Regions from separate parts of the Homo sapiens genome. Here region 2 is linked to region 1. The links are chromatin contacts, found by Hi-C or POLR2A ChIA-PET in ENCODE. All regions are on one chromosome and are shown on one strand. The core of a region is the stretch at or near the end of the contact, and the rest is flanking DNA. Distances in the headings are between cores, read along the strand shown.

Region 1 (4,669 bases), core at 386-2,885:
GCAAAGTTAATGATCCTTATTTGCTCTGTCAGATCCCTTACACTAGAACTATATTTTGTCTGTTTTGCACAGTACTTTTGCCAAGCACACAGGGGAGTTGAAGAGACAGTAGTTGATGGTAATTATCATGCACCCTTTGTTTGTTCACAAGGGACATTTGCTGAAGATTAAAAATAAATTCACAACTAATTGACTGTCAGCCATAAGCTATACTGCTGGGACTTCCAAACTACCAACTGAAAAGAAAACAACTGAGCAAATCTTGCCAAGGCCCAACTCAAAGATTAAAAACAGCCTCCCTATTTAACTTGCCTACAGCACAACTCATCAGATGAAAGGTAACTTCAGTAGTTCTGCAATTCCCTTCCCCAAAGAGCCCACTTTGGGAAATAAACCTTTAATTACAAATGCTATACGGCCGGGCGCGGTGGCTCACGCCTGTAATCCCAGCACTTTGGGAGGCCGAGGCGGGCGGATCACGAGGTCAGGAGATCGAGACCATCCCGGCTAAAAACGGTGAAACCCCGTCTCTACTAAAAATACAAAAAATTAGCCGGGCGTAGTGGCGGGCGCCTGTAGTCCCAGCTACTTGGGAGGCTGAGGCAGGAGAATGGCGTGAACCCGGGAGGTGGAGCTTGCAATGACCCGAGATCCCGCCACTGCACTCCAGCCTGGGCAACAGAGCGAGACTCCGTCTCAAAAAAAAAAAAAAAAAAAAAAAAAAAAATGCTATAACTGGGCCTGCTAAGCTGCCCCTTTCAAGCCACCAATGAGCAGTTATCTACTGAGCACTACCTATTTGCCTGGTACTTGTAGACTCTGAGAATACAATGATAAATAAGATATTCACAACTCTTTCCTCTGTGGTATTCAACCCCAGCAAGGAAGGAGTATAGTTAGAAACTTTACTTAGTGAAAGAAAGATGAGGAAGACAGTAATGACGCATTCCAATGGCAAACACACCTCTACTTCTTAGTTTTATTTCTTTGTCACACCTACCTCAAGTTGAAGGCAGCAATCTTTATAGTTCTATACCTCATGCATGAAAGACAATCCAGGAAACCTTAAAAATTGTCTGTCCCAATGAACCATGACCCACAATGGTATAAGAACATCGACAAAATATGAACAACAATGGTAAAATATAATCAACTCACTAATGAGTCATGTGCATGATCCGGAGGCACAGGTAAGACAAGACTGGTTTATTTAAGGGCTTAGTTCTCCTTTGGAAATGGAGCTAATCTTGTCAGAATAGCAGTTGAGCTATTCCTCTCTCCTTTCCCTATCCATCTTTCCCCCTCCCAGATCTTCTCTCTTTTTTTTCCCCCTTTGGCTTCCTATCTGCATCTACCTTCTTTCTTTCACAAAGCCTGACTCCATAGATGATGGTTGTATGATAGGCATTGTTAATGTCCACCAATTTCTAATTATTTACTTTTGGTTAGAAAGGAGATTACATTTCCATGTTCCCTTGAAGTTAGATGCTGCCATGTGACTCATTTTGCCCAAAGGCATGTGAATGACACTCTGGACTAAGGCTTCTATGGCTTGTGTTTGACTTGCCAGCTCTTTCTCATCCCCTGCTGGGGTGAACCCTGAAGCCTGACGTCATTAGATGGCAGTGTCATAAAATGACAGAGTCTCCTTCAGCCTTACTCCGTATGTGACAGTGATAAGCAAAGCTCTCCCTGACACCATGAATGAGAAATAACCTGAAATTTTAGAGTTGTTATCACAGGATAACCTACACTATTCTGACACAAGTAAAAGAAGAAAGATACTAACCAGCACATGCAGTCATAAGGATGTTGGCAACAGGATTCATTTAGCACACATTTACTGAATTGGCATGTAAGTGAAAGAATCCAACATGAGAAAATAGAGAAAAGATAAAGTTGTTGCCCTCAAAGAGAGGGCAAAAAAAGAAAAAAAATTGACAAATGTAAAAACAATTATGGTAGAATTTTACATATATATTTTTTAAATCAGTCAAATATGGTAAGGAAAAGTTTGGGAAATCTTTGTCTAAAGAGCGTGCAGCTGGAAGCTAGGAGTCCAGTCCTGCCATGTTTTTGTAAGTCATTACCATTGTTATCATCATCAACCTATTTATTATTACAGAGCATGTGTGACTTCAGGCAAGACACTAAACTCTTTTTTTGCATCTTTAAAGTAGAGGGAAAATACTATTTCTCTTTTTTAGATTACTGAAATGTGATTAATACCCAAGAGGATAGAATGTCTATGTACTCTGAATTCTTAAGACAAAACAACATCTCAGGCAGAGTGTTTAGTGAAAAGCCCCTGGCTGAGGTTTCAATACTTGTGTACAATTGAGCAAAAGTCAGAAAGCCTTGGTCTTTTTATATCTCAGCCAAAGGTGTCTACTGAGCTTTCACTGTGTGCCAGCTACCATGCCAGGCTCTAGAGATGGGCCAGTGAACAAGGCATTGTGCTTGTCTCACTCTAAAAACTGGCAGAGAACATGAACATTAAACTTTAAGTATTATGATCATTAATTGCATAATTACAAACGTTCTAAGAGCTCCACAGGATTCCACTGGACCATTTGACTGAGAGACCTAAGTGGCTTATCAGGGATGGCTGATAAACTGAGTTTGGAAGAATCTGTAAAATTAGTATCACAATGTACTTTTAAGGTGGCTATAATGGTTTTTAAAACTAAATGTAAAATTTTGGCAAATAGTTGGTTCTCAATAGATGTTAGTTATTGAACAGTGTCATAGAAATCTGTGCATATGTAATCAAAGGCAAAGTTCTAAAAGGAAAGAAAAAGGCCGCAGCTTTTACCACATATTAATCCATATGCTACTGCTATCATTATCACAATCAATATTAACACATCGCACTGAGCTGTTTCATAATTGTATTTCTATGTTTCCCCTGACAACTCTTAATTCAACCGCTAGGGAAGCCCCTGTCTTCCTGTCTGCCTTGTTTTGGTTTTGTTTCATGTACCTTTCCTGGCAACGGGGTCCATTTACTTCACTGGTTACCATAGAAGCCTGCTTGTTCTGAAGGGCAGTAAGTGTTCTAGGGAAATCAGCAAACTACAGGAAGGGAAAGACTAAAAGTCTCTTGCCCAGATTATGAGTCAACCACTAAATTCAATTCACTCTATTCCAAATTTCTTCTAGGTGGGGTCCAATCTGGGATGCAAGTGGAAGCTTAAAGGTTGTATTACTTCAATATCTGTTTTCTATAAAATCATTTTTATTTTTATTTGAAAGATTGTAAACAGTTTGAATAAGTAAGTCTCTTGATTTTACCATTTTATTTTATTTGATGACTAACTTTCTTTTATTGCTTCATAAAATGAACCTCATGGAATGTTTGCTTACTTCCCATTGCATGAGGAATAAAAAGGAATTGCTTAAGTGTGTTTGACGATCATTGTAAATAGCATATAAACAGGACTGAAAATATAGACCTGCTCAATAGTGGGCATAGATACAGTGAAAGATACTGAATATTTATATTCATGAATCACAGTAAGATTTTCAAGATGGACCTATAAAAAGAAAAAAAAAAGTTATTCATCAGTGTCTAATCCGGAGCTGAAGTTTGGCCAACATGGATTTCAATTGAGTAAATCATTTCATTCATTTGTACAAAAGGGACAACTAACATATACTTTCTCAGACACATATTATTTCATTTACCCCTCCCAATAACCCTTTGAAGTAATATTGTTATTGTCATTTTTGAATGAGGAAATTAAAATTAAAATCACAGAGAGAGAGACAGTAAGTGCTTTTTAAAAGGGCCCTTAGTCCCTCAAGAACAGAAAAATAGGAATTTTATTATTTCAGTTGTTTATGAAGTAAACTAAAATGTATATAGTTCCTAGCAACTTAGCAAAAGTATGATTTTTTAAAACATAAAGAAGAGGACAACTGTGCCATTCATTGCACCACAAAAGCAAAGTTATGTAGAGACAAGAGTACAAAAACAAGGGCCTTTGCTCTGTTGTTTGTTGAAAAGGAAGTGTCATTATATTGGTAAAAACAGCCCTGTCCTTTCATTCAATGGAAAGAAATCAGAAATCCAACCTGGAACAGGCTTGGGCTCAGTGGAAAAATCATGTCCCAGTGCAAAAGTAATGGCTGTTGTAGATTAATAACCATTTACAGCTTTTTATCTTGGTTAAACTGCTATCTTCCAGACTGTAAAAGATAACCTGGGCTTGTTGCAGAGCTTTTTAAAGAAAACACTCTGCCTCTTAGGAAATCCGTCTCCCTATGCTTTGCTCAGGAGTTTGAAGTCATTCTGTCAATATCTTGGAAATAACATTTCTGAAAAGCAGATTATTAGCCCTGAGTTACATCTTCCACCAGTGGAATATTTGCCTTGCCTAAATAGCAGGTGGGGCTTAAAAGTGAGAGAATATCTCTGTAGAGAATTTCTGAGCTTTCCATTACTGAAACACAAAGATGTATTTTAGGAAATTGCAGAACTGCTGCATCCAAATCAACTCAACACTTAATAAGAAAAGCACAGAATCTATCATTATTCCTATTAGCAATGAGTATATATGAGTGGATTTCACCTTGGAGATTCTCAGAGCAAAAAATTTACAAGCTGTTCTCTATATACAACAAGACTTTGCCCACACTAATAACTGGAGACTTCATAAACTGTAAG
Region 2 (4,951 bases), core at 476-2,975, 85 kb before region 1:
CCTTTCCTGAAATGAGTCACTCAAAATTCTGTCAGAGATATTTCTTTTAATCAAAAGCAGAAGCTTCTCACTTCTACCACTTCTCATGGAGCTGATGTAAAGGACAGTGTGGTCTATTATGACAGATAGCATCTACATTTGTAAATTGTCTATATATTTATGGAATTATAGGAAGTTATTATTGGACTCACACAAAGAATCTAAATCTACCCTTCATTTTGCATGGAAGCCAATGAAGCCCAGATAAGTTTATAAGTTTCCCAAGGTCACATGGCAGATATAGATAAAGCCACAACTGAAAGCCAGATATCCTAAGAACTCAATGTTTCCTCTAGTCCAACATGTTGCCTTCCTTAGTATAAACAAATCCCCTTTTCAGAGTTAAATGACAGAAACAGCATATTTTTGGTGCAGGTGGGGCTTTAGGTTAGGATGTATGTGACAAAACAGTAATATTGGGGGCAAAATTCAAAGGTCTCAGGCTTTTGTTGTTTCATTACACTTAAAAGGAAAAATGATTTCATTGAGCTAAATACTATAAAATGTAATTATAGTCCTTAGGAACAACTCAGCAGAACTGGAGCTATATTTTGCTGTCTTAGCTCACCAAAGCCCTGGAAGATGTTCAAAAAGAGATTGTATAACAAGTGGCATACATCATTTCCTTTAGGTTCCAGCACTCAGTCATCAGAAAATGTGACCATTTTGGATTCATTAATAATGTGGTGATTGCCAAAGTTTAATTGATCATGTGTCCATATGTATTGGCTAAATCTGGGCACTAGTTATTTTTCTCTGTATGTATCAGTAAATACTTAACGTTTCTCTTACTGTAGCCTACATATTTCTGTCTTAGGGAGATAAAATTACTGCTCTGAAAACCAGCTTTTCCAATTTAATCTAAATCTGACTTTTTGTCATCTTTATTTTTAGTTTATAAACTGCTTGAGAAGGGCTTTTTTATTTCTTGGTTCCTGGCTGGAGTTAAAACTGAGATTATGGAAATACCTCCAGAGCAGTTATTTCTATCCACACTGAAATGAGAAATTTGGTGATGTTTAGTTGAACATTCAAATGTTTCAGCTTTTACCCTTCACTATTAATAATACCATCATCTGTCTTCCACACAGAAAAAATCTTTCTTTAACTTTGCATTTGAGAATTTCTTTTTCATTTTATTTCCTTATGAAATCTTCCTGGTCTGATTCATAACATATTGAGGTCATGTCAGTTGCATTTCTGTTACACAGGAGGATGTTTTATTCCTAAAATTTACCACGAGATCCACTGACATGTGTATGAGACTTGAAATGGGGCCATTTGTGCTAAAGATCCCAACTGATGGACGACTAGGCTAAGAGACTTCTTCACACTGCTATTCACATACAAAAGGAGATGGAGAGATTTCTTATAGCGTTAGTCTTTGGTACCTATCTCCTCTCCTTTGTAAGTATTCACTTAATTTGATAATGATAGGTGGTGGACAGAAAATAAGTGTTCTCAATTTCTTTTCCCAATGTCTACGTCTCCAAAATTAGCTTTTAAAAGCCTTCTGCTTTTTATCCCAAATGACTTTTCCTTCATTTTAACTAGTTTGAATTAGGATATGAGCAGCTGAAAAAATGAATTACAAATTATATAGCCTAGTAAGGGGTTACTAGCATCCTGCCAAATTATTCAGTATCCTCTCATAAAATGAGCGAGTCATTTCCTGTGTGGGTGGAGATGGGTTAGGGAGGGGTTTCACAGTTTCAATTTCACCCTCTATTTAATATCCTTTCCCTTTCATGGACATGTCCATATCCCATTGTCCATATAAATCTCACTATAGACTTTTATAGATGAAGATTAATCAAAGTACAGAGAACAATCAAAGTTGCCTAAGTTTACTTTCTAATCGAATTTTGATTAAAATATTGAGTCTTCCTGAAACTTAGCAATGCATTTTATGTAGACATCTCAGCTGAAATCAATACATTCAGTTGTGTGTCTCAAATGCCTGGTGTGAATTCACAGCTCATCTTGACTCTTCACTTCCATTCTTTCCTTCCTTTACTACCTCCTGCAATAGTCACAGACTCACATAATTTCAGGCTGAACTAGACCTTAGAGACTGACCATTCAGTCCAGTTCTTCACTTTATAGAAAAGGAAAGCTGAAGCCCACAGCATTAAGAGATGCTCCTGACATGACCCAACCAGCTAGTGGTAGATCAGGAATAGGTAACCAAGATTCTAGACTTCTACTCTACTACTATTCTTTTCCCTCACTTCATTATCCCACTGCTCTGGCTTTGCAGTTGCTCACTCTCTTGCCAACATTCTCAGGTCTCTTGTCTATTGCCTTGTTCTTTCATCATATCCACCTAGCAAAGCAGTAGTTGTTCTTACCAATGCCCAACGTGCTGAGTATTATTAGAGAAAACTACCCAACTGGGCAAATTGCTACTACTTTCATGTCAGGGCCTTGCCCTCATCTGGTATATTAATGCCTAGATGTGATTCTGTAGTTCCATGTTTCCATGAGGAATGATGTTCCATAGTCAACACTCACGTTCTGCACAGCAGTGATTCCAAACTTTCTCCGCTTCTCTCAAACTCTGACCTGCAGGGTACCTTGTATCTTACTTCCCAGAGAAAATACAAGTAATCCAACTTTTTGCCATCTAAACTACAACCTTCTCTTGGCCCTCTTTTCTTTATTTTTTAATTTTTTTTTATTTTTAACTTCTATGGATACATAGTAGGTATATATATTTTGGGGAAATGTGAGATATTTTGATATGAGCATACAATGTGTAATTGTCACATCAGGGTAAATGGTGTACCCATCACCTCAGGCAATTATTTTGTGTGTGTGTGTTATGAACATTCTAGTTATACCTTTTGAGAGGTGTTTCTTACTAAAACGAATGAGGTGTTTTCTATTTAAGCCTAATCCCTGTGATCATGCTTTGGATCACATCCCCTCCAGCATTCCCAAGGCATTTATTCTGCAGTATTCCTTCGTTCCTTAATTTTCGCCACTGCTGCCTCCACCGTCTTCTTTCCACAATTGTGTAAACATATTCAAACATCTTCCTTTGTCCAGCAGCTCCTAATAAGCTTCTCTTTTCATTCGTCTTCCTTTGCCATACCCTTAAATCTCCATGTTCCTAGGAATCTGTCCTGGATAATTTACTTTACTCATCCATTCCCTGAACCATCTCATCTAATCCCATAGTTTGTAACTTCATATTTTTATGCTGCTAATTCCCAAATCTATATCCCCAAACCTGCTCTCCACCCTCTCCACTCTCCCTCACTCTCATTCTCTCTCTGGATCTTCAGACATTTCCACTTATTTCCACTCTCCACCCTCCCCACTCTCCCTCATTCTCTCTCTGGATCTTCAGACCTTTCCACTTATTAGTGGGAGGCCCCAGAGAGGCCCCAGAGACACCTCAAAATCAAAGTGTCTAAAACCAAATGCACGATCTGCCCTCACAAACCTAGTCCTTCTCCTTTGTTCCTTGTTCCATAAAAGGGCGCCATCATCCCAGTTAGTAATTATCTTTAACTCTGAATCACAAAGTATACTATAAAATATTTGGCACAGCAGTTCAGAAAACAGCATTGGTCCTGGCCCTACACCTTAGTTGCTGCATATCTTGAAGAAATTGCTTAAGATCTCTAAGTTTCAGTGTTACCTTTCTATGAAATAGAGACTCTAATAGTAACTATTGAGAATTAAACAAAATAATGCAAATATGACATCCAGCACATGGTAAGCATTCTGCAATTTTCATCTGTCACTATAAATGCTATGATTATTAGGAGTATTATCATAATCAGTACATATCTCAAAACAAAGTCCACTTCTCTACATGCCTTCAGCAACAAGCCCAGCCCGAGACCCTCCTCTGTCTCAGTCAGAAGCTACTCACCAATCTCCCTGGCCTCAGGTATGCCCCTCCAATCTCCTCTTCACATTGCATCCATAAGTGATATGCGAAACTTTTCAAGTTCTTTCTTTCTACAAAGACAATACCTTCTTCTACTTGCTGCTAGGTTGAAGTCCTAATTTCTTGGAATGGTTTAAAAGTTTCTGTATCATCTAGCTCTTCTTTACCTCTCCAACTTCATCTTTTGTTTTCTCCTCTCACTCTTCCTCATTGAACCAAAACGAAATTTTTAAAATATCCCTTAAACTCTTCAGGCCTCTCCCACAAGACCTTCACATATGAGTTTTTCTATCTGGAATACTCTGTGTAATCAATTGGCCTTGTTAATTCCTAATCATATTTCAGATTTCAGTTTATATGCCATCTTTTTCAAGAAAGCTTTAGCGAACCTTTGCTTCAACTACTCTAGATTGGCAACCTACCTATCCGCTTAGAGAGCAACCTAATCACCTATCATAGTACTTACCAAACACATCCTACCCATTTATTTATTTGATGTTATTAGTTTTATAGGCCTGCTCTAACAAAGTCCCACAAACTTGATGGCTTACAAAAACATAGATTTATTTTGTCACAGTTCAGGAGGCCAGAAGACCAAAATCAAGGTTTTACCAGAGCCTCGCTCCCTCCAAAAGCTTTAGGAGAGAATCCTTCCTTGCCTCTTCTAGTTTCTGGTGGTTTCTGATACTCCTTGGTTTGTGGCAGCATAACTCTAATATTTGTCTTAGTCTTAACTTGGCTTTCTTTTCTGCCTCTTCTTCTCTTCTTATAGAACACCCTTATTCTAAGATTTCATCGCAAGATCCTTAAGTATAATTGCAAAGACCCTATTACCAAATAAGGTCACATTCTAAGATTCCTGGTGTACATAAATTTTGAGGAGACACCATTTAATCCATTACACTTGTCAATCATATTCACTAGACTATATTCTGCATGAGGGCAGGGATTTTATCCATGTTGGCCATCACTGAAAGTCAGCTTTACACAGAATCTACATTTAACAAG

What was found. Hi-C counts contacts between places; a loop is a spot of excess contacts on that map. ChIA-PET counts read pairs that join two places held with the same protein, here RNA polymerase II (POLR2A). Pooled maps may share reads with other maps.
Region 2: a loop to region 1 is called in a map of PC-3, with 2.1 times the contacts of the local background. The contact joins two enhancer-like sites. A Hi-C loop is called at or near these places in 1 of 168 maps with a recorded cell type or tissue (PC-3) and 6 of 50 pooled maps. POLR2A ChIA-PET finds 5 or more read pairs at or near these places in 1 of 52 experiments (GM12878).

Annotation. Positions count from the first base shown.
Region 1 is chr12:89,948,342-89,953,010 of GRCh38, reverse strand. All of the region lies in intron 6 of LOC105369890 (a long non-coding RNA gene), which reads right to left. It overlaps LINC02399 (long intergenic non-protein coding RNA 2399), which reads right to left. Exons shown (of 3, transcript NR_135019.1): 3 at 3,285-3,536. Among named protein-coding and RNA genes, the nearest start is that of LINC02399, 3.0 kb to the right of the region's middle. Within about 2 kb of position 1,635, at least 7 of the 41 ENCODE cell types and tissues checked have a DNase peak (open chromatin) inside an H3K27ac peak, as active enhancers do; they include PC-3, where a contact is called at or near this core.
Region 2 is chr12:90,033,610-90,038,560 of GRCh38, reverse strand. The region is part of intron 8 of LOC105369890 (a long non-coding RNA gene); the gene reads right to left. Among named protein-coding and RNA genes, the nearest start is that of LINC02399, 88 kb to the right of the region's middle. Within about 2 kb of position 1,725, at least 2 of the 41 ENCODE cell types and tissues checked have a DNase peak (open chromatin) inside an H3K27ac peak, as active enhancers do; they include PC-3, where a contact is called at or near this core.